Regions from separate parts of the Mus musculus genome. Here all the other regions are linked to region 7. Evidence: chromatin loops called from intact Hi-C (ENCODE). Cell type or tissue: left cerebral cortex. All regions are shown on one strand.

What was found. Peaks named below come from ENCODE experiments on the same cell type or tissue, not always from the same donor. Only the 100,000 strongest peaks of a DNase experiment are listed, where the experiment ranks them.
Region 1: a loop joins it to region 7, with 2.5 times the contacts of the local background. A loop is called at or near these places in 6 of 42 quality-filtered maps.
Region 2: a loop joins it to region 7, with 3 times the contacts of the local background. A loop is called at or near these places in 6 of 42 quality-filtered maps.
Region 3: a loop joins it to region 7, with 6 times the contacts of the local background. A loop is called at or near these places in 14 of 42 quality-filtered maps.
Region 4: it touches region 7 in a loop (9-fold over the local background); 3 of 42 quality-filtered maps call a loop at or near these places.
Region 5: a loop joins it to region 7, with 6 times the contacts of the local background. A loop is called at or near these places in 41 of 42 quality-filtered maps.
Region 6: a loop joins it to region 7, with 8 times the contacts of the local background. A loop is called at or near these places in 20 of 42 quality-filtered maps.

Annotation. Positions count from the first base shown.
Region 1 is chr7:113,432,040-113,436,039 of GRCm38, forward strand. No RefSeq gene overlaps it. Among named protein-coding and RNA genes, the nearest start is that of Pth, 45 kb to the left of the region's middle. In left cerebral cortex, a CTCF peak has its summit at 2,461 (motif pointing left); a DNase peak (open chromatin) is centred at 2,448.
Region 2 is chr7:113,592,628-113,596,627 of GRCm38, forward strand. It overlaps the pseudogene Gm33828. Among named protein-coding and RNA genes, the nearest start is that of Far1os, 30 kb to the left of the region's middle. In left cerebral cortex, a CTCF peak has its summit at 1,985 (motif pointing left); a DNase peak (open chromatin) is centred at 1,970.
Region 3 is chr7:113,204,325-113,208,324 of GRCm38, forward strand. Arntl (aryl hydrocarbon receptor nuclear translocator-like) reads left to right here and starts at 3,141. Exons shown (of 20, transcript NM_007489.4): 1 at 3,141-3,320. In left cerebral cortex, no CTCF peak of the experiment used is centred here; DNase peaks (open chromatin) are centred at 2,358, 2,969 and 3,551; H3K4me3 peaks cover 2,088 bases; H3K27ac peaks cover 1,518 bases.
Region 4 is chr7:113,367,615-113,371,614 of GRCm38, forward strand. It overlaps Btbd10 (BTB (POZ) domain containing 10), which reads right to left and starts at 1,725. Exons shown (of 11, transcript NM_133700.2): 1 at 1,585-1,725; 2 at 1,258-1,344. In left cerebral cortex, a CTCF peak has its summit at 2,284; DNase peaks (open chromatin) are centred at 1,325, 1,801 and 2,228; H3K4me3 peaks cover 2,058 bases; H3K27ac peaks cover 519 bases.
Region 5 is chr7:113,248,443-113,252,442 of GRCm38, forward strand. All of the region lies in intron 2 of Arntl (aryl hydrocarbon receptor nuclear translocator-like), which reads left to right. All of the region lies in intron 2 of Gm33721 (a long non-coding RNA gene), which reads right to left. Among named protein-coding and RNA genes, the nearest start is that of Gm33721, 11 kb to the right of the region's middle. In left cerebral cortex, CTCF peaks have their summits at 816 and 2,443 (motif pointing left); DNase peaks (open chromatin) are centred at 934, 1,186, 2,313, 2,859 and 1 more place; H3K27ac peaks cover 3,302 bases.
Region 6 is chr7:113,310,338-113,314,337 of GRCm38, forward strand. It overlaps Arntl (aryl hydrocarbon receptor nuclear translocator-like), which reads left to right. Exons shown (of 20, transcript NM_007489.4): 19 at 2,457-2,559; 20 at 3,122-3,789. The coding sequence ends at 3,282. Among named protein-coding and RNA genes, the nearest start is that of Gm33721, 51 kb to the left of the region's middle. In left cerebral cortex, a CTCF peak has its summit at 1,646 (motif pointing left); DNase peaks (open chromatin) are centred at 914, 1,284 and 1,637; H3K27ac peaks cover 317 bases.
Region 7 is chr7:113,141,816-113,145,815 of GRCm38, forward strand. 4930543E12Rik (RIKEN cDNA 4930543E12 gene) reads right to left here and starts at 200. Exons shown (of 6, transcript NR_045978.1): 1 at 4-200. In left cerebral cortex, a CTCF peak has its summit at 1,896 (motif pointing right); DNase peaks (open chromatin) are centred at 238 and 1,890.

The DNA of each region.
Region 1 (4,000 bases), 290 kb after region 7:
TGACTTGAGTCCTTGGAACCCTTTCTAGGGACAATGAAGGACTGAAGAAAGGAGAAACACATGTACAGAAAAGCTGGAGTCAGGTAGGAGTGAGCACTCTGTTGAGCCACACCTACGGCCACCAGCGATCCAGAAGCTCAGCGTTAGGTACCTACGGCCACCAGCGATCCAGAAGCTCAGCGTTAGGTACAGCACAGGAGGGGAGATTAGCTAATTTTGGTAGGAGCTGACCAGTCTCAGGCTGTGAACAAGAAGTTGTAGTTGCTAGTCTTTACCACACTGGCATTTGGACTCCTGAAGAAAGCTTTGCCATCCTTCTTGTGTCTCTCCAGGTAAGGCTTTGCCATTCTTATGGGGCAGAGGTGTTGTAGTCTCTGACCTGACCATACATGTGTTAACAACATAATTCACTCCAGACTTCATTTAGGGCTCCCTACAGGTATGAAGACTGTGAGTTTGAGGCCCACTTGAGCTACATAGCAAGACTGTTGTTTTAGAAAACTAAAAAAATAGTGTTTGGGGCAGTGATGTTGGCTTCTGAAAGATGGAAGTCTACTCATTACTTTGTTCCTTGTATTTTGAAAAGCTGCCCAAGGGGTGATTTTTGTGACTGCATCAAGGAAGAAATTGATGCACTCTCTGTTACAACTTTCATGAAGTGGGACTCGAAGGTGACAGAAAGGTGACTTGGCTCCACAGAGTGGGGAGATATCACCTGTTGACCCGTGGCTGCATTCCTGTCTGTAATTCAAGAGGTGTGAGTTGTTCCAGACTGTGCTCAAACATATAATGTACCTTGTCTGGGACAAGTCAAGGTCCCTACAGGGACCATGGTCTTCTCTAGTCACAAATAATGTCGTTAGGCAAGGGATCTTTCTGGTTGGCATTGAAGATGCAGCCATAGAAACAAAAATCATAGTAAATACCTCTGAGATGGATGTTCACACTGTACCAGCAGAGCTGAAAGTGGTTGTGCTAGCCTGTTGTCATTTAAATTCACCAAGGGCTTAAACTCACTAAGGAGAATTCAGAAGGAAGTGACCTACGATCAGTTCAACCGAGTGACCTATGATCCAGAACCAAGGTGGATAAAACAGTAACTTCACAACCTGGGGATTAAGTAGATTAAAGAATAAACCTGACTGAAAATAAAAAGAGGATATGCCCATGGCAGAAAAATAAAAATGAAGCAATCCTTCCTGTGTAAGTCAATCCAGGTAATACAAAGAATCACATGTCGAGGGTGGAAGTAGAGATCTGGCAGAGAGCACAGAAGAAAACTTTCATTATCCCAAAGTAGAAGAACATTTCTTAAAACCAGCACTGGTCATACAAAGGAGACTTCACAATGCAGAACTTCAGCAAAGGCAAATACAAAGTGAAAAGGGGCCATATCTTCAAAATATCTCATATATACCAACTGCTATGTAGCAGAGAAAACAAGCCATTAAAAGGTGGCAAACGTATTTAAACGTGTATTTTTTGAGATGAGGACATGGGGCAAGAGATAGAGCTCAGTGGAAGAGTGCCTGCTGGGCAAGGATAAAATTCCATCAGCACAAACTATCTAATGCTCAAGGAGTGGCCTTCAACTGTACTTTAAACCAAATATAAAACCAAATATAAAATTTAACTCAGTGAGTAGAGAGAGAGCCCAATGGTAGGTTGTTAGCCCGGCACACACAGGGACTCCACAGAATAATCCAGAAGGGATCCAGAACCTAAAAACCTATGCCTAGAAGTTCTTAGAAGAAAAAAATGGATGAAATATTTTGTATTTAATAATGGTACTAGTCAAAGGATTGTGTACTTCTCAGAACTTCTCAAATTCCAGTTAGTGATAGATGCTGAGGCTATCTCATTGAGGCTGACTTTTAAGTGCACCGCCCCGAACTGAACTAGAGTGAAGAAGCTGAGGTATATGGGTGAGTGATCCAACAGAGCAGGGGCTGGAAGTCCACCAGCGTTGGAACCAGTCCTTGACTCTATACCTTCAGTCCTCCACACTGGAATTTGCAGTTGATTTTCTCAGAAATGAAAGCACCAAATATACTTAAAAAAAAAAAAAACTTAGAATTTCTCTCCTCTAGTACTTTTAGGATCTTCTTAGGAACATAGTAATTACATTTTTACCTTCCCAAGTTTGTCTTCTGCTTAGCTTAACCTCTGTTATCAATAATGGATCCTCAGTTGACTGACAGGGTGTCTTCTAGTTTTAAATCTCTAGCACAAGAGAGTTGATAATTTCTTTAAAATTTAAAAAAGACTAAAAAAACGGTGAGTGATAGAAGTGAAAGATGCTCCTGGGCTTGTGACTGGTGTCACCTCTCTTTGCTCTGTTCTATAAGAGAATGAATGCTTGAATGTGAAAGTTCTTGAAGATGTCCTTTGGAAAAGTCAAGGGAGGGTCCTGGTGTGGCTTCTTGTTAGTGACTCGGGCGATGCTGCCACCAAGTGGACAAAGGAGAACCTTCTGGAAGAGATGACAAAAGGACTGTTGATGCTTTGTCCTTTTAAATGCCCCTGACTTTTTATGTTTAACACAGTGACTGGATTGTGTAATAAAGAATATGTTTGGGTTGAATGGCATTTAACAAACATTCTCGAGAGTCCATTGTTTTCTGGATGCATAAGAGCTGGTATTTGAAAACAGGTCTCTCGAATAAAAAAGTAAATGCTATGTAACTGTGAGGCTTGCAGGGGCTTTTATGCAGAATATTCAGTTTGATTTATAAGTAGATATTATTATCATCCTAAAGATGAGTAAACATAGACTCAGGAATGCAAAAATCACCCAAACTGCTTTTTATAAAACACCTTGCACTAAATTTAAAAAAAAAACAGAAATGGGGGCAGGGAAGCAGAAATGGGGCTGGAGAGATGGCTCAGTGCTTAAGATCACTGGCTGCTCTGCCAGAGGACCAGGGTCCAATTCCCAGCATCCACATGGCAGCTCAGAACTGTGTGTAACCCCAGTGCCAGAGGATCTGGCACCCTCACACAGACATACGTGTAGGCAACAGCAATGCACAGAAAATAAATAAATTTTTAAAAATCAGAGATAAAGTTGAGAATTGCACTATTCACTTTATATAAATGTCTAAAATAATGATAACACAAAGGAAGAAAGCCAAGGGAGCAATGGAAAAGGGCTAGGTTGCCCTGTCACTGTAGGATAGTAGCAATGAAGACGTCTTATTATTTGATACTAAAGAGGAACAACTAATAGACCCAAATGTCTAAAGCCAGACACCCAGTGGAATTGTTTCTCCATTTATCCTCTGCAGTCAGAGCACTTGATATCTGCCTTCTTTATGACTGTCCAGCAGTGATTTTATTACTTCTGTGGGACAATTACCTTGTCATGTGACTTTTGTCGAGTGAAGAATGTGACAAGGAAACTAATAATTGGCCTGTGTTGGTTGAATCACACTGATAAACACTGATGAAGATAGAGCCATTGAATGTTTGAGTCCAGGAAGTTTCAATAGGACGATAAAACTGTTGTAGAGCTACGTTATGAATCTTCTGTTGAATGGGGCATGGTGGTTCATGCCTTTAATCCCAGCATTCTGGAAGCAAAGGCAGGTGGATGGATCTCTGTGAGTTTGAAGCCAGCCTGGTCTAGAGTGAGTTCCAGGACAGCTAGGGCTACAGAGAGAAACTCTGTCTCAGAAAAACAAAACAGAATAAAACAGAAAGAATATTCTGTTAGGCCTTATTGCCTGTCCAGTGTTGACATGATAGCTGCCTTTATGCTTCCCTGTCCTTTTGGAGCAAAATGGTTAAGGAAATTTCCATGTGTGTGATACTGCAAGGTCCCAGCCGGTATGGTTACACCAGGTGTAAAGTGGCAGACAGGAAGAATTAATGAACATGGCTACTTCATATCTTGGAAAGGAGTTTTAAAGAAAAAGCATTGGAGAAAGTTAGAATTTGTCAACAGAAAGGCTTCTGTTCCATTGAGAAACAACCTGAGGCATTCTTTTTAAATCTGGAT
Region 2 (4,000 bases), 450 kb after region 7:
TAGATGTGTTCTTTGTTTGTTTGTTTCTTTTTGAGGAAGAGCGATCTCCTGTCTTACATTTCTCAAAAGACAAAATTACAACAAATTTCATCATAAATATCAATGACTTTTCTTCAGGGTTAGTGAATCAGGGCTATAAAATTGAACAGAAGCCATTGTGCCCAGCAGTGGACTCAAGACCAGTAGACCTCGGCGAACCTTTGCTCTTGACCACCCACAGACTTTCGGAACCGTGGCAGCAGTAACAGCAGCCCCGGCAGAACTGCTCATCATTGGCTGGTACATCTTCCGAGTGCTGCTGCATGGGTTCAGGTACTCCTTGCAGAAGCTGGCGCACACGGTGTCCTGGACTGGGCAGCAGGTGCTGGGGGACAGCAGGCAGCGAGCCCCCAACTGAGGCCCCAGCTCCCAGGCCTGGGCAGCTATGTCATCAGGTGTTCCTGTACTTCTCACCCAGCATGGGAGCCAGTGCAGTGCAGGAATGGGGGGGGGGGTCCCCTGTGCTCCTTCATCAGAAGAGCACTTGCCAAGGTCAGTGAGAGGCCGGTAGGCCCCCCAGAAAAGCAGCACCAGACAATGATGAAGATATCAGTTCCCTTCCCAGCCCCTTTGTCCCTGTTCTACTACCGGCCGGTGGGAGAGGAAGGGGGGAGAGGGGAGCAACCCTCGAGATATGAGCATAGGCACCACATTCTGATCGGACCAAGTCTGAACACTCCCATCTCAGCCGGGCAAGATCCTACCGTGGAGATCCAACACCCCACCAACCAACAGAATGGACATTCTGACATCACCAGCTGAAGCCCTGAATCTCAGTGCAAAAGAGAAAGTGCCAACTGCATGCAGCATGGTGGGAGTGGAGGGCGTGGGTGGTGGAGGAAGAGGGTTAAGAAAGCTAGTGAGGCCCTCTTGCTGTCCCTTGCCTATGGCACACATATTCCTGCCTTGCTCCCTCATACTCTCTTTCCCCTGCCTTCCAAAGCCCTTCCCAAAGTCTGTCACTGGATTCGGACATATCCAACCCGTAATTGAATCCCACCTTTACCAAAACGCCGTCTCTGACCCGGGGCCCTTCACTGATCTTGCTTCTTCCTGGTGGCACGCAGCAGTTGTGGTCAGTATTGTGGTAGTTGTTAATTGTACTGATTTAAGTGTGCATTAGTTGTGTCTCCTGAGCTAGATTGTAAGCTCCTGGAGACAAGGACCACCTCCACAAAAACAAAAACAAAAACAAACAAACAAACAAACAAAACGGACCTCTCCTGTCTTGTACAGTGTCCTAGGACCCAGCAGGCCAGTGGAGGTGCACAAAAAAAAAAAAAACAAAAAAAACAAAAAAAAAAAACAAACAAACAAAAAAAAAGAGCAGAAGCTCTCACTTTTGTTAGACAATGTCTGACAATGTTAGAACAGTTAAGCTTTGCACAATGAGACAAAGTAACCGAAGAGGTGAAGGAAGCTGAGGGCCTAAGGTAAAGTTAGGAGATGGAAGCAGAGTGAACTGAGTGAACTTCCTTTTTTTGGCTTATGTAGACTGGAATCTGTTTCTGGAAAGCTAGTATGTTTTGGGGCTAATTTACTTACCTTTTGGGTTGTGAGCCTAGCCTTTAACAACTAAGCCATCTCTCCAGCCCTGATTTACACACTCACCTTTTCTGTTTATGTGGTATTAAGCTCTAATGACTCTATTTTGATTTGGTCTGGTCTGTTGGGGCCCCAGGCAAGAGTTCAGCTCTAAATTGTGTCCTCCTGTAATTGTTCTTAACACACTAGTGCTCCTGAAGAGCTGTTCTGTGTTGTAGAAGCTTTCTGTGTTCTTCACAGTGCCTGGCATCAAACTTGAGTTGCAGGAGGCTTTTAACTCAAGGAGTCCTCCTGGGGCAAGGGAGGTTCCTCAGGGAGATTGCATATTTTCCAGTGCAAGGCCGGCTGTGCTGCTGGGACCAACGCAGAACCAAGTTCAGCTTTTACTGCCATCTAGTGTCAGACCCGGTATTAGGTTTTGATGTAATTAAATGTAAGGAATGGCTGCTGGGCCCAGGGCCAGGCCACCAGAGCAGTTGTTAACCATTTACAACATTGCATGCCAAAATATGATAGTTATCTTTATGAATATTAATACCAGGACAACCACTATTTATGAAGCTATTTACAGTTTAAAGAGATTTTACTTCACTCAAACCATGTTGCAACCTGAGGTCAGCAGAATAGCAATGGCTTTTATTTACACAGGGCTTAACAGAGATGAGTAATCTCAATGGCATTGCCTACTATTACCGCTACTACTACTACTACTACTACTACTACTACTACTACTACTACTACAAAACAGCCCTCTTCTTCCATTTCCTCCTTCTCCCTCATACTATCCTGTGTTTAGAATGTGCCAGACAGGGGACTGTGAGATCTCCAGATACCATGTAGAAGGCCCTTGAACTGGACTTGTCATACCTTGGAGTTTTAGTTCAGGTAAGTCCTAAAGAAGCCACGTGTTCATATATTTAAAAGCAGTGCTGTCTAGTAGAGCTCTAATACAAGCTGTGTATGTGGTCTAACTTTTTCTAGTAGCCATATTTATTTTTAAAAGGAAAGAAATGGGATCAATTGTAATGAACTGTATTATTATTAACCCAACATGTTACACAGAGTCCCATGCCTATTCATGATGAAGATAATAATGAGATGTTTTACATTCGTTTATTTTTACTAAGTTTATAAATGATGGTAATGGTTATACTCACAGGGCTATTGCAGTTAGGACAGCAACTCTTCAAAGTTTTCATTGGCCATATGTGGCATGTGGCTGCTGTGTCAGATGGTGCAACTCCAAAGGAAAGAGGGTGGCCTTGCATCTAGGCTGGCCTCACTGACTAGAAGTCTGCAGTCAGACTGGGAGCCTCAGCCCCCATTCAGCCATTTGTATGAGGAGGTGGGGCTTGAGGAGAGAATCTGAGAAGAATTTCTTTGAGATAGATCTGAACACCCTGTGGTTTCTTGAGGAAGGTTAGTGGCCTTCATCTCAAGTTAGAGAGCACCAGAAGTTTTCACAGTGCAGACATGGATACCTGACTTCTCCACATCTGAGAGGATGTGGTCAAGATTAACTGCAGGCAATCATGATGTCAGGAGAAAGGAACCCAGAAGGAACAAGCTTGGTTGTGCTAAGGGCAGAATAAGGGACGTATTCTTGGAATATTGGCAACCTTGAAGAATCCAACCCAAAATTCATGAACAGGGATTATGGAGTTGTATGAGCAGCTGGCCAGAGGTTGCTTCAGCAACCAAAGAGGATGGTGTGGTGTGAGAGTCCCAGGGAAGATGGTTTCTGAGAAGGTCCCAATAGAACTCCATGATAGCAAGAACCAGGACTCTGTACCTGCTTCCCAGAGCTGAATTCTCTGATCTTATATCTGTGAAAGCCTTGCCTATTTTCACAAGCCTCCTATTGCTCTCTATGTAGACCCCAAATGGCGTTTTCTGTGAGGAGAAGGCAGTGACCTTCCTTTCCCTTTGGTACATCCACAGCAGCTGTCATTTTACCAGGATCTGGGACAAGAACTGATATTTCTGGAGATGAATGCAGGACTGTATCACCTCCACAGGGCCCCACTGAAGAAGGCATTCATTGCATCTTGAAATAATAATTGTTAGTTTTCATTGCTATGAGAGATACGGCAGCGATTGAAAGAAGGGCAGATTTGTTGGGACTCACTGTTGCATAGGGTTTGTGTCAAATGCCAGCTGGATCCGTTGCTTTTAGCCCAAAGAAGGGCAGAGCATCATGGTGGTAGGAACATGTGGAAGAGAAAGCTGCTCACATCAGAGAAGCCAAGAAGCAGAGAGAGAAATGGAAGGAACCAGGATGAAACACTCCTCAAAGGCTTATTCCATCCTCTACTATGTCCTACCTCCCACTGTCTCCTGATCCATTACCAAATTGTGAATTCAGCAGTGGGTTAATCTGTTTATTATGTGTATTCGCTTGTCAAAGATTGGATCC
Region 3 (4,000 bases), 63 kb after region 7:
AGCTGTCTTCAGACACACCAGAAGAGGGAGTCAGATCATGTTACAGATGGTTGTGAGCCACCATGTGGTTGCTGGGATTTGAACTCTGGACCTTCGGAAGAGCAGTCGGGTGCTCTTACCCACTGAGCCATCTCACCAGCCCGGTTGTGTGATTTTTATTCATGCTCAGGAAACTTAGATTGAGAGTACTTACTTTGACTTTTTAGTTGTTCTGAAAGAATTGATAAATTCATTGTTCTGGAAGGTAAAGAATAAAAGGCAAAGTAGGTGCCAGTAGAAGATAAACGGGTTTGGGTTTCTAACAAAGAGAAGCACTATGGAAAATATAACTGACCATAAAAAAACCAGGTTTGCACAAGGAGAAGCCATCCTTTGTCTACTAGTGGTAGAAAAAAGCAAGATAAAAAAGAAGATAATCAAGGCACATGGAGGGCTAGAGTCTTAACCCACCCCCATCCCCGGTTTGGCCAGCTATTCCTTGGTGAACCTTTTTTGTAGTAGGACAATGTATCATCAAGACAGAGGCAGCTAGAGTTACTATAAAATTCTCTTTGTTGATTCCAATGAGGTTCCACCCACACATCCTGTCCTTCCATCCCTTCCGGGCCCCAAAGAGTAAGTCTAATTTCTCCTCTATTTGACAGCTCTTCAAATATGTGAAGAAAGCTACCTTGTACTCCCCGGGGCAAAAACTTCTGTTTCCTTTCATCTTTCCTCATGTGGCATAGTTTCTAGTCTCATTACATCCTGATCTCTCTCCTTGTGCACAGTGATAATTTTTCTTTGCCAAGTCTCAGTCACAGGCAACTCCATGTGGGTACTGATCAAGACAGCCCATGTTGCTTTCTCTTAGACTTTCAGTGGTTGTCCGGAGACAGCATTCTTTCTCTGGGCAGCCACAAATCTCTGTGGACTGAGACTGAGTTGTGTGTGACTTAGGGCTCCCATCTTGTTCTTTTATGCATCTGTTCAGACACCTCTGCCCTACCCTGTCTAAGAACAGCAGGCTTCCCAAGATGGGACCCTATTAAGGAGCCCATTGTTCCCTATCAAATTTGGCTGGTGTTAAGTAGTATCTCTTCCTCTGTTGGCTTTCTGTTACCTGGAAAATGAATGCAAAGTTCCTAGTTTTTCTTTCAGGACATGGGTAAAAATCCTGAGTCTGGGCCTAGTTGAGAGCCTTGCACCATTTTTTGGTAACTGGCCTGATGTGAGCCTTTAGCGTGGAAGCCACATTTAGAACATGACTGACACTTTATTTGTAGAATGGGGTAAGAACTGCTTTCTGCACAGGGTGGTTGTCAGGATACAGGGGTTGAAAAAAAAGGAGGGAAAGCTTTTAGCACATGCCCGGCACACAACACGGTAGAGAGATATTGTGGGATGCATCAGCCAGCATCTTCAGGTTACTGGTACTTAGCTAGCTATTAGTCCATTTAATTAGGTCAGCATCCAGCCCACATTTCCATCTTGTAAGTAATATCTTTTCTAATGCTGTATTAAAGTTCCATCTACACAGAGAGATTCCTTCACAGAACAGGACAGAGAAAGAATAAATCTGCTTTGAAACTCAGGGGAAGTGGGAAGTTACCCATGAAGTTCTTTGGTCTTGAAGCCAATTCACATTTCAACCAAGGCTGTGTGCCTTGCAAAGGGCTGGACATGGGTCATGGCTTTATAAGCATTGAAATGCTGCCTTGTGTCCCAGGAACCTGCCTGTCTAGAATTCATTCTATAGTCACACGAGCTGGTCCACTTCACATAAGTGAGTCGAGTGTTTTGATCCCATTTGTTCATGGATCCAGCCCACATTTGCAGAGTACTTTCTGGGTGTCAGCCCTATCCCCAACACCCCACCCAGGCCCCTCCAGCACATGCTAAAGGGGAGGGAGCACACATGGTTCAAAAAGGACGAAGTGGCCTTGCTATCAGGAAGTTTAACATTTAGAAGGTTTGCCAGTTGTTTGAAGGTAGAAACAAGACAACTTCTTTCCCTCTCCCCCTCTCTCTCTATTTCTCCCTCCCTCCTCTTCCTCCCCTCTCTCTGTCTCTTTCTTTAAAAATAAATAAATAAATCTCTGAGCAGGTGGTGCCTCGGGAGGCAAAAGCAGGCGGATCTCTGTGAATTGGATTCAAAGCCAGCTTGATGATCTACAGGAGTTCCAGGATAGCTAGGGCTACAACAGAACAACTAACCACCCAAACAAACAACTTTGCAACTTTTCTTTCTTTCCCGCTCCTTTGATACTTTTGCAAAGTACATTTGCTAGGGCCATGTCCATAACATGTAATAGAATCTTGCTCAGGTCTCACCCTGTGGCCCCGGCTAGCTCAGTACTCGCGATTATGCCCCTGCCTCAGCTTCTTGAGGGTTGGAATTACAGACTACGCCACCACCCCCGGGAGACTTCTCTTCCGATCGGGAATGACAGCTCCACTGGACGCTTGGAGGTCAAGAGAAAAAAAAAAAAAAAAAAAAAAAGAACGCGCGATCCGGTTAGTCGTCGGAAGGAAAAGTCTTCTAAATGCGCTAGCTATTAGCGCTGTGGTTCCGACTAGGACAAGCCAGGGGTTTCAGGAAGGTTCTGTCACTCTGTGTTCCTAAAATGTGGTTTCCTAGATGGAGCTGGAGAGGGATGGGCGAAGAGATGCGGCGTTTTCTCAGTGTTCTGCGAGCCAGGAAGGGGACGGAGGAGGAGGGAGAGCTGAGAGGCAGTCACTAGCCAGGGACGCGGCTGAGGAGCAGGGGACAACGGCGAGCTCGCAGAGTCCGCAACGCAGTGGCCTCAGCGAGCTTTAGACCTGAGGGGGAAAACCGAGGGCTGGGGCAAGAAATCCACAGAGCGTGCCAATTGGTCCACTCCTCGGGGCGTGTGCTTCTGTGCGCCAAATGATTGGTGAAGGGAAAGTAGCAGGTAAACCAGCCCTGCCGTCTTGCCATTGGTCAGAGGCTTTCCTATCGGTCACTCGATTGGCTAGCCTAACGCAGAGCAGAACGCGAATTGGTTTGGGTTGTCCGCCAAGACAACTCCGTTCGCTCTCTCTGATTGGCTAACGGGAAGAGGCAGGTATCCGGGCTGCGCGGCTCCTCCATTGGTGGGCGGGGAAGGGGGGTTGGGCACAGCGATTGGTGGGCGGGGGGCCGGGCCTGGGCCGGCGGGGAGCGGATTGGTCGGAAAGTAGGTTAGTGGTGCGACATTTAGGGAAGGCAGAAAGTAGGTCAGGGACGGAGGTGCCTGTTTACCCGCGCCGGACTTGCCGCCGCCGCCGCCGCGGGATCCGAGTGCGGGTGCGGGCGCGGGCGCTCGCAGCGAGCCACGGTGAGTGTCGGCATGGCTGCGGGCAGCAGCCGTCTCGGGGCGTCCCGTCGGGGGTCGCGAGTTCCCGGGCGGGCGCACCGCCCCCGCCCGCGGCGCAGCCGGGCCGCCGGGAGCCCTGCCCGACGTGCCCGCTGCCGGCCTTAAAGGGCCCGTGCGGCTCCCAGCCCCCACCTAGCCTCGGGGAGGCTGCGCCCCTTAAAGGCGCCGCTCCCGCGCACCCCCATCTTCCCCGCCTGGGCTGCACAGCGGGCGGGGGAGGACTGGGGGGACCCTGGGACGCTGTCAGCGGGTGCGCCCACCTTCCCCGCGCGGGCATCACCACCTGGCTCGGGAGGGGGCGGCCAGCGGCCTCTTAAAGAGACAGCAGTACCGGGTGGCAGCAATGACCCGAACCTGGGAAGAGCTCCGGGATACATCCCCGGGAGCTTCTGGATCCCCGAGGAGATGGCCGGGACGCGGGCAGAACGATGCTATGCGGCGCTTGCCTGGTCAACCCTTCTACACTTCTCCCTCGGGAGCCGGGTGGGGGCGGGGAGGGCGTCTCCGTCAAGTCGGGGAGTCCGTACTGGTACGTCCCTATGGCCTGTCTTGGGGCTGGCGCGGACCCCGGGAATCCCCTGGCTGGCTTGGACCAGGCCCACGGACAGCCGTCGGGCCTGCGCTGTCCGGTACCTGGGTGG
Region 4 (4,000 bases), 230 kb after region 7:
CTCATTATCTGCCTAGTACCTGAAGGCATGTGAAACTTACTCATTCTTATCTCTCTGAGAGACAGAGTATCTCCAGTTCAGTTGTACACTCCATGAGACCATTTAAATGTAAATGGTCACAAAGCAGACCACAGTTCTTTGTGATTTCATTTAATGTTTAAAAAAATACACAAGTCTTTGTGAAGAACAGAACAAAATTCAGACTTGTGGGAGGATAATACAGGAGGTAAAAAGCCTACCTGGAAGTTTGAATAGTGTGAAAAAATGTCTAACAAGCAAAACATCTCGCAGAACTTTCTGAACTCCGTTGCTCTGGGTCCTAACCACCCTCATGTTCCTGAAGCTTCCTTCTTACCTTTTCTCAACCCATAAGAATAAGCGCTGAGTACTAACCTCTGTGTTAGAAAAAACGATTAAGCCTAAAATCTCCAAAATTAACTGTCCTCGAAAACTATATTAACTCATCTTTACCTCCCATTTAGTAATTTTCCAAGTACTTTCTACTGCTTTCTGCTTAATATTCAGCATCAGTCCTTGGTTCAATGCCCACGGTTGAGTTCTAGATGGACTCTCCAGCGCAGAAACTTGTTCAGTCTTTACATTCACATGTCTTATTTTATCTTTCCATCCAATTTCTACAGTCTATTTCATTCAAAATTCATCCCTAAACCCCTCTCTAAAAAGTTTGGATCAAATTGGGCTGGTGGGGCAAGAGAAGAGTGGGAGGCAGGCAAGAACAGAAAGAAACCCAACTGCCAATCAATACACTGTACTGCTTCATTCAGATTGTTAGCTGAAATAAAAAGCGTGCAGACTCTTACATGGCTATAAAATAATTTCCTATACTAAATGCACAAAGTGGAAAACTTTTTTATAGCCTGGTCGTGGACTCCAAATACCAATAAGAGGCTAAGACTCAAAATTTTAAAGAGATAAAAAAAAAAAAAAAAAAAAAAAGACATGGGAACCCGGGAAAGACCGAGGTTAGGCACAGCACACTAACCCACATTGACAAACTAAGTGAAATCTCAGGTCCCCTCCAGCCCATACCCCAAAATCAGGGGTGTCAGAGGGCTTGTGACTCACAGAGAATAAATCTGAACCTTTTCTGGGCAAGTTAGAGTGGGAAACCAAGCTTTACCCTCGTTGAAACGGTTACAGAATAAAAGCACACAGCAGCACATCACAGGTGTCTCATCCTCCATCCAAAGGGCAACTCCCCCACCACCTTATCCCCAAACTGGGAGCCTTACTCACCGCCCTATTGTGATGCGCCTTCTTCGGTTTGTCGCCGCGGTGACCCAAAGATGACAGGAAAGGGGCGGGGCACTGGGTTACTCTGCCCTGGAAAGGAGGTGTGAGAAAATAGCTTTTTTTCCCCTGGGAAAAGGCCTCCAGACTCCTAACCCAAAAAGCAGCTCCCTTCCCCGCCTCTCCGGACCCGGTGCTCAAGCGGGCAGCCCCGAGCACCGCGCCCCACGCTCCTGGAGCCGCCGCCAGCCTCCCGGAGCCCGGTTCACAGCAGCTAGCCTCGCCCTCGGCTTCCACTACAAACCCAGCCGCCCGCACCCGGCCCGCTCCAACCTGCTGGCCCCTGAGACGTCCACCGAGGGTCTTGGGGAAGAGCTCCAAGAGAGAGCGACGCTCCGCTCCCTCCGCCCACTGAACCGGACCCCTCCGGTGCTAGGTGTGAGGCGGCCGCTCCACCGGCTGCGCCTACCAGAGCCGCCCCGGCAGGTTGCAGGCCGGCTCCTTAGCTGCTTCTCGCGAGACTTCGCATTAGGAAGAGGTGAGGCGAAGCGAGTTCTCGCGCGAAGGACGGAGCTCCTCCCACAGTAGGCGTGTCACCGGGGCACTGAGAGCCTGAGTAGTGTCTCCGCGGTCTCGGTTGGCAGTGCTGTCCCGTAGCTTCCCCGCGAGCGCTTCTCTGCGCGGTGAGCCAAGAGCAGTCTCAGGCCACCTCCACACCTCTGAGCACACCCTCACTCCACGCTTCCTGTCACCGTTAGGCAAAAGCCGGACGGCGTCTCCGGGCCAGTAAAAGCAGTGCCTGGGAGTCTTCTTCTAGGAGAGCGTTTCTGTCAGCAGGGCGAACGCCCGGGTCGCCTTCCTCCGCGGGGTCCGCGAGCTGGTACGGGCAGCACGAGGCGTTGGCAGGCGGTGGTCCGGAGGTCGCCGCTTCCCCGCGGCCGCCGCTTGGTTTGCAACGCTCTGCTTGGTTTGAAACCCTCTGTTGTTGGCGGGAACCGGTGCACCAGCTGACACGCCTGCGGTGGCGCCACCTCTGGGACGCGGAGAATCAGCTGAATGGGTTGAGTTTCTGGCGGGCAAAAGCTCGCCAAAGTAGCACTCCGGTGTCACCGAACCCACCGTGTGCCTGATGGGAGGCTCTAAAAGAGATGGAAAAGTGAGGAAGTCACCTCCCCGGCGCTCAAAACTCTCCCCTCCCGGGACTCAGACCCACAGAGGAACGGATAATCCTCTTTATGCTTGCTACAGAACATACTCCCCTTAGTGAGTGAGCTGTAGGAGCTGATCTGAGACAATCCTGTTGAGAACCCCTCAGTGCAGTTGCTCGCTCCTCTGGTCTTGGGATTGCGAAGGGTGGCAGAAGCTGAAAGATTGAGTTCCAGGTGTTTCTGGGCTAACGTGAGATCTCATCTCAAAAAGCAGCCCTCCACTAGGGAGTGGCATTTGAGTCCAATTTTAAAGATCAGTAGAAGTTCCCCCATTTTGAGAAGAGAGGGAAGGGCATAAACAAAACCCAATACATGTTTCAGTATTTTGGTAAGAAAACTGTTTTGTGAAAAGAACTTTGTTTAAAATCTAGTTACTGTAAGAAAAAATTCCTTGGGTCCCATATGTGATACCACGTGTTTTTCAAACCAACATTTATGCTAAGTAAATTATCATTTGAAGTGGAAAACTGGTAGCAGGCATACTTTCCTCCTGAAAATGCTTAAATATCAGAGACCAAAGGAAGACAAAGATTATTGTTACATAGTGTACACGTTTTTTTATAGCCAACATTCTACATTCTTGGAAATTGCTGAAAATCTTAAAAACATTGTAAAAAGAGCAAGCTAATGAGGCTTGAATATGAATAATGTTCAAAGAAACCTCAAGGAAACCCTCAACAATAGCAAAGTCCTCCCCAATCTTGATACAGTTTTCTGTAATTTATCTCAAATAAAGTAACTGTAGCACAAGTTGGGGGTAAAGATCAAACTGGATTCTTCATTCCCTTATGTCTAAATTGAAGCTGTCATTTTTCTAATGAAAGGTTTTGACCAGGCCATGGTGCATGCCCTTAATCCCAGCACTCAAGAGGCAGAGGCAGGCAGTTATGTGAGTATGCAGTTGCATATGTGTGCATGCTGTGGAGGCCAGAAATTGATGTTGGCATTTCCCAGTAATCCTCCACTGTATTTTGGGAGACAGTGTCCCTCACTGAATTTGGAGCTCTTAAATTCTGCTAGGCTGGCTAGCCAGCCAGCTCCAGGGATCCTCTTGTGTCTGTTTCACCAGCACTGGTTAGGAACTCAGTTCCTAGTGCTTGTGTGGCAAGCACTTCATCAGTTGTGCAAATCTCACAACCTAAATAACCTAAGTTAATTGATTTTTTTTTTGTTGTTGTTGGTTGGTTGGTTTGATTTTTGAGGCAATCTCAAATACTTCTAGCCTAGGCTGGCCTAAAATGCACTATATAGCTTAGCTCAGGTTAGCTTCCAACTTGAAGTAGTTATTCTGCCTCAGCCCTCTTGAGTACTGGGATTATATCTATGACCAATTGAAATCTATCCCAAATCAAGGTTCTTTTATTACACTGCAATCCTAATTGCTAATATTAAATCTCTAAGTCACACTTGTCACACAGCAAAAATGAGCTACACAACAGAAAAGAAAAAAAACAAAAAACGTCCAGTGTTGTGTTTTATAAAAAAGAAAGAAGAAAGAAAGAAAGCCAGCCAGCCAGCCAGGAATATTCTTGGCCAGGGAT
Region 5 (4,000 bases), 110 kb after region 7:
CTTACAGTGAGTTAAATATTGCTCTGTCAGTCACTGATAGCACATTGCAGCTATGATTATTATCACCATTAATATCCTATTAACATCACTGCACAGGTAGCACCCTGCATTCCTTTTACCCTGTCCCATACTGCTGTTCCCAAGTTCCTCTTGTCTGGGAACTTCTGGTCCCCATGTTGGCATTCCTGTTCTTTCTCTGGGTGCGCCATTTGTCCGTATCATAGGACAAATGGCTAAGCTAAGCTTGGGTAGCTAACATCGTCATTGTGTATTGCCACTGACTAAAAAAGCCTCCATGGTTGGATTGTCCACATAGGAGCTTGTACAATTTCCCATACTCGTCATTGTCAATCCATGTGCTGTGAGAAGCAGGTTCCTCCTGGGTGGTCATTTATGTTGTAGGGTTGACTTAAATTAAGTGTCACAAAAGTGACAGAAGAAAGTATGGAACTCCTTATCCTTTCAGGGAGTGTGTGTGTGTGTGTGTGTGTGTGTGTGTGTGTAGGATTACCTTGTGAAGCTGGTAGTGTTTGTAAACACGCCCCCAAAAGAAGAAAAGTACCCACAAGCCTGGCTCTTTCATCAGGGACTGCCCTCAAGCCTGCCACTTCCAGCTGCACCTCCATACCCAGGGTCAGGCTGTGTACTCTCTGTCTCCATGTCTTTGCTCCTTGGCAACTGTGGAGGGCTTAGCACATCTAAAGGATGCTGTGTCTAAGGGCCGTAGCACGTCTTGGTAGCATTTGGAAATACCTGCTTCTGATGACATTTGCGACTTGCATTTATTTCTCATAATTGGGAAATGGATTCACGTACTAGCGCTAGCCTGGCCGTTTGGTGAGCTGCACCTGCTGCTTTGCACATGAATTCAAGGCAGAGCTTGCAACTAGCAGACAGCCTGGTGTGCGTGGGGGTGCTCGGCCCAAAATATCAGATGGATTGGAGTGTTGTTGTGGTGTATAGATTATAATGGGGATAAACTTAGCTTCTGCAGAGATTAATGTTCTCAATTCAGGTCAACTCCAGTTGCCACTTGTCAACTTAAAGACTTGGGGGATTTCAGTTTTAAACATTGTGTTCCCCTCTCTCCCTCTTATCTATTCAAGTGTCTGATTCTTGGGTTGGGAAACGGCAAATTCCAAGGACCTTACCACTGCCAGGCCCAGACTTGCCTGCGGGCCTTTCTTTGGAACTGTTCCAGAGAACCGTGGAGTAGCCTGCTGTTGCTAACAGCGACGGCTATGATGACTGTCACCACCAGAGAGGAGGCCCAGAATTCTCCACCCTGCTCCGGCTGTGGTTGTCAGTGCTTCTGAAGATGGGTCGGGACCTGGATTTGGGTTGCAGGAGCTGAGCCTGGCGTATATTAATTAGGTGGTTGATGGAAAAGTTCTTCCTGACGAGTGGGTTCCTCCTCAAAGGTTGTTACTCTTTGCTGCTTCTAGATTCTAAAAGCCGTGGGTGCTCACTGTAGAAGCAGGGTTGGAATGTTGCATGCCTGGCTTTCAAATTCATCCCCATTGCTTACTAAAGATGAGCAGACAGGCACCCTCCCTGAACTTTGCTTTATCCCATTGTGCACAAAGACCAGTTTCATAGCATTGCATGGGGGCTCTCCTGTTCCAGACCCCTGCTGAGGTCTGTGCACATGCTCATTTCCTCTGTGGGTATGTACAGAGTACTCACTGAAGGCCAGAGATGTTGCCGTGACTCTGCCGAGGGAACCAAGCAAAGCAGAGAGAGTGTCTCTGACCTAATGCTCAGGGGCTAAGAGCAAACACTCATATGTACATGTTAACAGTTAATAGATAATAGAACCCTGTGACACATACAATGGTGGAAAGGACCACTTTGGTTTGAGGCCTCTCTGAAGGGGTTCAGTGCTTTGTGGCCCCCGCTTCCCAGCATTCCTGGAGGTCCACTTCGAAACCCTGTCCCTATAACTATATTGGTCTACACTATGAGTTTTGGGAGCCGGCCCACATTAACACCTCAGTTCTCTTTTGAGAGGTGCCAGCTCACCAAGAGGCTGCCATTCAGAGTGGATCCTTCCCTTCTGGGGTGGGAACTGGCTCCCAGAGCATCTCACTGGCCTCAGATGATGCCCTTTGAGTCCACACCCAAGTGAGCCACCAGCGAGCAGGGAGCCTCCTGTTGGGAGGCAGATTGCTTCTATTCTAGCCTGAGCTCATTTTGCTCCACACTGCTTGGAGCATCCTGGTTTCTAAGGAGCTGGAAGTAATCTCAGTGACACATGGCGCTCACAGACTGCTTCTTAGGCAGTCCTTTAAGGGCTCTGCAGTCTGGTGAATGCCAGAAAGCACTGATGTTTGAGCTGCTAATCAGTAAACCCAGGACCCTGCCCCATGCACCACTGCTTAGGGTGTGGTGAGGACTTGTTGAAGGACCATTTGAGTCTCTGCACTGGGTAGTGGTGCCCCCTGCTGTTCACGAAGCAGCTGTACAGCAGGGCCTGCAGTATCTGACTCACCTGTCATGTTGACAGCTGACCTACTTTTGTTTGACCTTGATTTGTTGAACACAATTAGAAATGCTGCTGGGACTGCACTTCGGCTGCCTGATTTTAAAAGTCTCAGTGTGACAGCCCTCCATCTTAAATGGACACCCAGCCCAGGCCAAAGGATGGTTGGGCGCATAGTGAGTTTTGCAGTAACCTTTGAATTGTAATTCTATCACAAGGAAAAGGCTTAATTCAGGAACACAGATCTGTTATTTGGGACTGGCTGTGAGGCCAGAGCAGCAGGCCTGGATTCCTTGCTACAGGCAGCTTAATCAGGAAATGGCCTAGATGGCTGCCTTTCAAGTAGGTCCTTGCAGTAGCTTGGCAACAGGCACAGGGTCATAATTGGAAGAATTTGGCTCTGAGTGTCTGTGGGTGTTTACAGTGCACTATAGGGCAGGGCTTCTCTTATTTATAGAATATTTAGAGCACCGAGCAGCAGAAGGCTGAAAAGCCACTAAATCTCAATTTAATTTTAACAAATTCTATCTTTCCCTTCATCCCAGAAGGAAGACTGAGTTATTAAAAAAACAGTTAAAAAAATCACTGCAAAGCTTGCAGAATCTAATTATGGGGTTGCCAGCATCAGCCTGCAGCCACTCTCGAAGGGCTTTGTAAATCAGCTGTCCATTGAGTCTGTGAACTTACATGACTTCGGTTCTTCATTTAGATGTAGAGTGAAAGTATTGGCAAGTGAGGACTGATCAGGAAAAACTTCTGGTCTAAATCAGGAGACAGAAGGGATAAATATAGCGTGGCGCACTTCTGCGTCCTCGGAGGGAGATAAAAATCACTCTTCATTGTCCCTTATACTTAGCTGCACACACACACACACACACACACACACACACACAGATCCCAATATTCTAACCACCCATTTCAGGAGTCTGGCTCATTGCAGCAGCAGATCTGTGCCACCCTGAGGAACCACTGGGGTTGTGTTGTCTTGTGGGCCCAGCACTGGGTGAATGTTACCCTGTAGTCTCAGGAAGCCCAAAGCCTGTGCATTTTTGGCTGTGGTCTTGTAGCTAAAGCCAGGAGGATCTGCAGAGACCCTCAGGTTCAGTCCCACCATACTGTAATCACTATTCCAGAGGGGATGCTGCCCAGATTAAAGTAAGTCACAGCAGAAGGGGTACTGGGGTGGGGGGAGCTCCAAGCTTCCTAAGCTCCCAACAGTGCCCTTTTGTGTGACAGACACTCAGGACCAATGACTAAACTGATTTGTGTTTTGCACCTCTGGGGGTGGAGTGGGGGTCACAATCCTAGAAGACAAAGACACTAAGGGAGTTGAATAGTTTTGATGGGTAGGAAGAATGAGTTACAATGGACACCATTAGTCATGTGCTAGGGATGACAAGAATGGGAATTCTGACAAAGGTGACTTCGGTTGATCCTTGACGTCCCCTCCCACAGAGAAGCTCTATGGTCGCTGTAACGTTTCCTCGTGGAAGCAGGTGCAGCACATGTGCTGTGCAT
Region 6 (4,000 bases), 170 kb after region 7:
ACATTGTTCCATTCGGATCAAGCTGCAAAGGGGAGACTGGCTGAGCCTCCATAGATCCCTGGGGGAGTTGGGACATGCAGAGGCATCAAGCCAAATTCAGTTAAGCAGATGTCACCTTTTAAGAGACTTTCAAGACCCTTTCTAGGATTTGCTAAGTTAGAGCTATTTGCGTAACAATGTTAAAAAGTTACCAGTTTTCAATGTGTATCTGTTTGCACTGATAACCATAAAAACCCATGTCATCAAACTCTTAGAAATCATTGTATTCTTCTCTATCACACACAATAAAATGTAAGCCAGCTTAACAGTGTCCTCAATGAAGCATTAGAAATGACTAACAGAGGGCCTGGAGATGGCCCAGCTGTCGAGAGCACCTGTTAAGAGGACCCAGGTTCGATTTCTAATACCTACATAGCTGCTCACACTGGAGTCTGTGACTCCAGTTCCAGGGGAGCTGACACCGCACTTTTGGCCTCCATGGGCACTGCACATGTGATATACTTAACATGTATTTATATATAAGCAAAGCACTCATATAAACATTGAAAAGACTATTAAAATGAAAAATTATGGAGCTTTACTGCATACCTACCACTCACTATCGTTGCTTCAAGAAGCGTACCTGTGTGGTTCTGTCACAAGCCGAACTGGCTGCTCCTTCCCATTTATTTGCAACTTCAAGGAAAACAACTGGCAGTGGTCAGATCTGGGCTTTCAGTCAAGCCTGGGATTTTCAGAAAACTTGTACCTGCTACTTGGAGCTCAATCCCTTCCTCAGATTTACACAATGACAAAAGTTTCACGTTAACTTAAAAGATGTGCTGACCAACACCCTCTAAGTCGGCGGTTCTCAACCTTCCTAATGCTATGACCCTCATGTTGTGGTGCCCCGCCCCCAACCATTAAGCTATTTTTGTTACTATTTCATAACTATAATTTTGCTGATACAGGTTGTAAATATCTAGTATGCAACCCCTGTGAAAGGGTCATTTGACCCCTAAGGGATAATGCCACAGGTTGAAAAAGGCTGCTATAAGTGATCAGTACAGGCTATTTCAAAGTTACCCAAGATCAATCCATTCTAAGTGAGCTAATACTCTCTAAGTGATCAGTGTAGACTATTTCAAAATCACCAAAGAAATATTCTTTCTGAATGCCAAGATATACCCATGGATTTTTAACATAACAGGCACTCACCGGAATTCCACACTCTAGTGAACACTTATGAGACATATACTTACGTGCTGAGGCATCATCAAAGAATGTTAGAATTGGCGAAAAGGCAAGACTTCATATAACCACTGTGTGTTGGGGGCTAAAATTTTCTTATACATGTCAAATTACATTTACACAGACTGAATGGAACAGGTGTAAGAATCTAGCGGAACTCTCTTAAGCCAGGCATTATATTTGCAAGTTATAAAGCATTAACACACTTCTAAAGGTTTTTGTAATGTTTGCTTTTTCATTAAAATACTTTTATTCAAGCTCATAGTTTATGTTTCAAAAATCATGTTATTTATATGAATGAACCCTACCTAAAACATTTCGGGGGCGGGGAGAGCAACAGTCATTTTTATGAATGTACAGGGATCCCCATATTGTACAACTGAACTGTAAAGAACCAAGTTGCAGTGCCATCTGCTGGCAAGGTCTGAAATTGGTGTTTCTGAAACCCAGCAGCCATTGTTTCCTAACTCTGTCTACCTCTCCAAGGCTGTTTCTGAAGCTTAGCCCAGGGCAGGGAAGCTTGGCAGTCCAGGTCAGAGTGTTTCTGGTGGGGGTGGGAATGGGACTTTAAGACAGTTCAACTTCTCCTATAGAGGAATGATAGCAATGATCACATCTTAGGAAGAGAAAATCAGGTTACTTAATTTAGTGCCTCTGGTATACCTGATGATCAAATGATGATCAAAGATTTACTTAAATGCTTTTTTTTCCTCGTTTTTCAAGTCAGGGTTTGTCTGTATAGTGGTAGCGCATGCCTTTAATCCCAGTACTTGGGAGGCAGAGGCAGGTGGATTTCTGAGTACTTAAGTGTTTTCTTGTCCTAGTTGTTTCTCTTCACAAATTATTACTGACCTCAATTACTTCAGCAGTTATCTGTTGGCATGTGTCACTCACTGCCTTACACTGGGATCAGTGATGTTTAAGCCTTGGCTTTAAATAAATACATGGGTGCTGTGATCCTAGCTAGCTGATTTACCCAGCTTTTGATATCTTCATGTACTGTGTAGAGAAAATATACTATGTAGAGAAAACAGTTTATAGAGGAGGCTGTTCCCCCTCATTATGACTGTTCTAACAGGTCCTTGCTTGATAGGGGGAAAAAATAGGAAATTGAACCCATTTGAAATCCCCCCACCCAACACCTTTCGTCTTCTTAAGTTACAGTGCATATGATAGTAATTTTCTATTTGAGTGGGAAACTTTACTTTGTCCCCTTTTATTTGCAGATTCTAAATGGAGGGACTCCAGACATTCCTTCCACTGGACTATTACCAGGGCAGGCTCAGGAGACCCCAGGGTATCCCTATTCTGATAGTTCTTCTATTCTTGGTAAGTGTGTTATCATTCACCTCCATGAGTGAGTAGTTTGCAAAATATCTTCTACAAAGAGGGTTTAAGAACTGATTACACAAGCTAGTTTTGAAGCAGTGGATAACAAAGTGGATGTGTGAACTGTTTAAATACTCCAGGGACCCATGTGCATCTAGAGCCGCCCAGGCATAGGTTTTCTCCCACATAGTGCAGTTTTTCCGAGGGAGAGCCCATACAGCTGCAGAGGCACTGAGTTCCCCAGTGACTCCAGCGCACCCAGCCCCTTCTCAATCTGCTTTTAGTTGCCATTGTTTCTAGAACCAACTCTTGACTAACTCGTTACCAAAATACTAAAATGGGTTCAACTCAAATTATTATTGCATTTTAAGGATTTTTGACCTTAATTTTTAGATGTTCTTTCTGAAAGGGTAGTAACAATGAAAAGTTATGGCAATGGAATCCCCCAAATAACCCCTTGCTCTTGTTAAATAAACGTCCTTATTGGTGTGTTGAGAAGTTGCTTTCCAAATATAAGTATGCTTTGTTATTCCTTACTGACAGTCCTTTCTTCCTTCCACAGGTGAGAACCCCCACATAGGCATCGATATGATAGATAACGACCAAGGATCAAGTAGTCCCAGTAACGATGAGGCAGCAATGGCTGTCATCATGAGCCTCTTGGAAGCAGATGCGGGGCTGGGTGGCCCCGTTGACTTTAGTGACTTGCCATGGCCGCTGTAGACACTACATTTGCTTTGGCAACAGCTGCAGTATCAAAGTGCATTAATGGTGAAGTTTTACAGTCTGTGAAGCTTACTGGATAGAGAGAGAACAGCTTTTATGTACTGACTCCATAAAAGCCACCTCAGAGCCATTGATACAAGTCAATCTACCATGTGTAACTTCAGACAAAGTGGAACTAAACCTGCTCCAGTGTTTCCTCATCATTGAGTTTGGGCTAGCTGTGGATAGCTTGCATTAATTGTATATTTTGGATTTTGTTTGTGTTGAATTTTTTAATCATTGTGCACAGAAGCATCATTGGTAGCTTTTATATGCAAAATGGTCATTTCAGATGTATGGTGTTTTTACACTACAAAGAAGTCCCCCATGTGGATATTTCTTATACTAATTGTATCATAAAGCTGTTTATTCTTCCTTGTAAGAATCCTTTACTATAAATATGGGTTAAAGTATAATGTATTAGACAGTTAAATATTTTTAATAAATGTTTCCCTTGTTCTATAAGTACTGTTCCCAATTGATAATTAGGAAGAAAATCTTCATATGCTACAGGGCTGGTTCATCCACTTCACCAGCGGTCTAAACACATTCCTGCTGTTATGTTTACAATGTCCTTTTGCTCTTATAATGACTTCTTCCATGCTACCAGCTTAGACATATTATAAAAATAGCTCACTTCCAAACTGTAGCCACCTCAACTTATATGAAAACAAAG
Region 7 (4,000 bases):
CACCAGCACACACAGTTTTCAGTGATGGTTATGACGAGCACCTGCCCCAGCCACCAACCTGCTCTTTCCCGTGTCCCTCTTTGCACCTTGACTGCAGTGCCAGGAGCTTTTTCTCCTGTCCACCCCCACACAAGGACATAAAAGCCCCTTTCTCCTAGCTTGCCGCTTAATTACAACTTACTGCTCCTTGTCCCAGCACTGCCATGGCAACAAGTAGCATTGGTACAAGAGTCAAAAGCAAGAAAGGTTGCCTGGCAACAGAGTAGTAGGATGAATTCAGCGATCCCAGAGGCCCAAGTTCTAGCTTGGGTTCTGACTACCTGGGACACAGCAGATAAAAACCGAGCTCCCCTGCACTTTGATTAGCCTTGGGGATTGTATTGTTATTTGTGAAACAAAGGTAGGAACAACGTTGGTCTCAGAGGACTGCTGTAAAGAGCAGCTCATTCCACTTATTCTGGGTCGCTGTTGTTGGGAGAGAAAAATCGCACGTGTGGACTAAGCACAAAGCAAACCAATGTCAAAGACAGACCAAGGTCAAAGGCAGATTACTTTCTGAAGACTGAGCTGCAGGAGTGTCAGTCACTTTGGTGCCATCTCTTTGTTATGGTCTCCTTCCTGTAGCCTCTTTGATAGTGTCTCCTGGGAGGATCATCAAATGTGTCAGTTATAATTCAAATGTAGATGCTGTTCGGCCAATCAACTTTATCTCTAGGAATCTTTGATATGGAAATACATGAAAATGTTTTCAAGCTGAAAACTGAATATGAACCCAAGAGGCCATTGAAGAGGGGACAACAGCACATCAAGCAGTGGGACCAATGGGATGCTGTGCAGTTTGAGAGGAGTCATTTGTCCAGTGATTGCTATTCTTGTTTTGTTTTGTTTTTTGTTTTGTTTTGTTTTTTGAGACAAGTCCCCATGTAGCCGGAGCTGGCTTCAGGTTTGCTAGGTAGCCGTATGACCTTAAACTTCTGATCTTCCTGCTTCCACCTCCTGAGGGCTGGGAGTCTAAGCATGTATCACCAACCTCAGTTTAATGCTGTGCCGAGGATAGAACCCAGGTCCTGCACATCCTATACCAACTGTGTCACATCCTCAGCACTTAGGAATTGGGGCCACTGAATATTACCTGCTACTGATTGTTCCCTGTAGTCCCTCAAGGCCCTGTGAAGAGGTCATGCCATTTGTAACAGCAAGATACTAGAAAACAAAATGGCCAGCATTTGAAATTAAAGTAACACTCTGTAGGGTTAAAAAGGTAGCTCTTCATTCAACAACAGACAAGGGGGTCTCTAAAATAAGATGTGTAGCAAATGAAGGCAAATGGCAGACAGACACACCCTTTCCAAAGATGTACCTACAAACACATCTCAAAATGCCTGGGAGGACTTGTCTCAGAGTATAAACAGTCACTTCTTGTTGCTTCCAGAAGAGGTGATAAATGCTTAAATATCCTCAAATGTTGTGTATTCCATTCCACCCACCTGAAAAGCCAGCCAGGGCCAGATAAACACCATTACCTCGCTAGCATACAGCAGTGGGCCTCACGATACTCTCCAAGTCCTTGTTGTCTCTATCACAATGTTGACACTTTAATCAGTTGCTTATGTGTTTCACACTCAGCCTCCCAAGTAGACTAAGAGCTCTGGGGTTGCAGAATCATCTTTTTATTGCTTACTCCAGGGTCTCCCCAGCCTCCCTAGGACATTCATTAAAATGAGAGGTTGAAACCTTGATGGAACAAGCCGAAGTCACCCTAGCTGCCGTGGGTTCATATCCACTCGTGTTGGGCAAGCATGCTCTAAGGGAGAGTTGGTTAGAGAAGAAGCTGGGTGGAAACTGCCCAAACAAGTCGGGATGTTGGCATGACGTTCACAATCTGGGCAGCAGGTGGCGCACATGACCTAAATTTCTTAGGCCATTCACAGAGAGAAGGATGTAGGGGAACCAGCAAAGTGGAGAATGTCATTCTCAGGTGTCTCCGGGCAGATGCTCTGTCCTCTGCCCCAGGATGTGACCCTAGCCTCTGCCTTCCACCCTTTGCTCTCACCCTCTCCAGTCCATCTATGCTCCCTCTGAAACCACACTTTTCTCATGGAGCACCAGAGCTCTCAATCCCACCAGTGACAATGGGTATCCTTAAAAATGATCAAAGGAGCAGAGGCTAGCCCAGGACTCAGTTCCAAGTTGTTGTTGGTTGTGTCCCCTCCACCCTTTGCCAAGCCAGGATCACTTAGGAAGAGGGATCATCATCCGAGGCTTGAGATGTTGCTCGGTTGTAAGACTGCTTGCCTAACATGCACGAAGCTGGGGATCCATTCCCATAAACTCATAAGCCAGGCATGGTGGCTGTCTCCGTTGGTTTCCTGTTGCTGTGATTCAGTCCACGGCCAAAAGCGACTTGGGAAGGCAAGGTTTATTTGCCTTATACTTCCACATCATAGTCCAAGGAAGTCAGGGCAGGAATGTGAGCCGGAACTTGAAGGCAGGAAGCGAAGCAGAGGCCATGGAGAAATGCTGCTTACTGCCTTGCTCTCCATGGCTTGCTCAGCCCACGTTCTCACATAACTCAGAGTCTCCTGCCCAGGAGTGGCATTTCATACAGTGTCCTGGACACTTCCACGTTAATCATTAGTCAAGAAAATTCCACACAGACTTACCTGCAGGGTAATCTGATAGAAACTTTTTTTTTTTTCAGCTGAAGTTCCCTTTTCCAAGATGACCCTGGCTTGGGTCAGGACAGTGACACATATCTGTAATCCCACAACTTGGAGAAGAAACAGGAAGGTTTAAAGTTCAAGGTCATTCTCAACTATATTGTGAGTTTGAGGCCGGCTTGGACTACAGGAGACCCTGTCTAAAGAAAATTAATAATAAGTCTTAGGTCCTTAATGACCGGAACTAGAGCTCTGCTGGTAGTGTGTGGGGCCAGTGACCGGCACAGAAGTATGGGAGGACGGAAAAGAGAATTCATGAAAGAATGCTGTCCTCGTGGTGGCTAAGCCATCCTTGTGAGACTGAGATTAGCAGTGTGGAAAGCAGAGATGAGTATAAGGAAGACCATAAATCTGCTGCTCTGGTCTCCAGAGCGTGGGCAGTAGTAACGGTGGACTGGAAGAGGACGCTGCATGAGAGACATAGGCACAGCAAGATCAGCTCAGAGGCTGTGGAGCAAGTAATTCCAGAGGGTCTGTTGTAAGGCTCGGAGGTGGCGGGGGCGTGTGTATCAAGATTTCGCTCAAGGGTACAGAGGGGTTCCTGGAAAGGACAGACTGCAAGGGATGCAAAGGTTCAGATGGCTGACGTCCGAGTTCTCAGCTATTGTAAACAAGCCTGAGTAGCACAGAGACTGCAGCTAGTCTCTCTGAGAAGGGTGGGTATTAGGTCTGGTAGCTGCAGATGGGAAACCTGCTATCCGCTGATTCTCTGGAACTAGCAGGCAAGACAGATGGACTGGACACAGCCTCGGGGGCTGGCAAGATGGCATAGCTGGTAAGAGTGCCTGCCCTGTAGGCCCGGTAATGCTGTACAGGTCTGATGATGTGAGTCCGAACCCTGGATCCCACAGCGGAAGGAGAGAACCTGCTCTTAAAAGTTGCCTGGGCCCATACCCCACAAATGTGCACAGTAACGGTGATTTAATTTAATTTTTGCAAAAAGACGACTGTCTTTAAACTCTGAGCACACACTACTCAGGCTGGTAAAGGTCAGCCCTCTAAACTGAGTCCATCACATAGAGACACACCCAAGGCATTACATCTTTAGAAAGTGACAGTGGCTTCCCTACCTCGAGAATCAGAGTTGGATTGTTTTTTTTTTTTTTCCTACTTTGCCTGCCTTCCAGATTCTCACAGATTCACAATGAGCACACATTTTGCAAGTCTGCCTGCCCCCTCCTCTGCATAGCACATTGAGTATTTTCCACATTGTTCTGTCTTAATCATAGCTAATCTTCAGTGGGTTTGAATACCTGCTGCTCTCACTTGGAAGGGCTTTT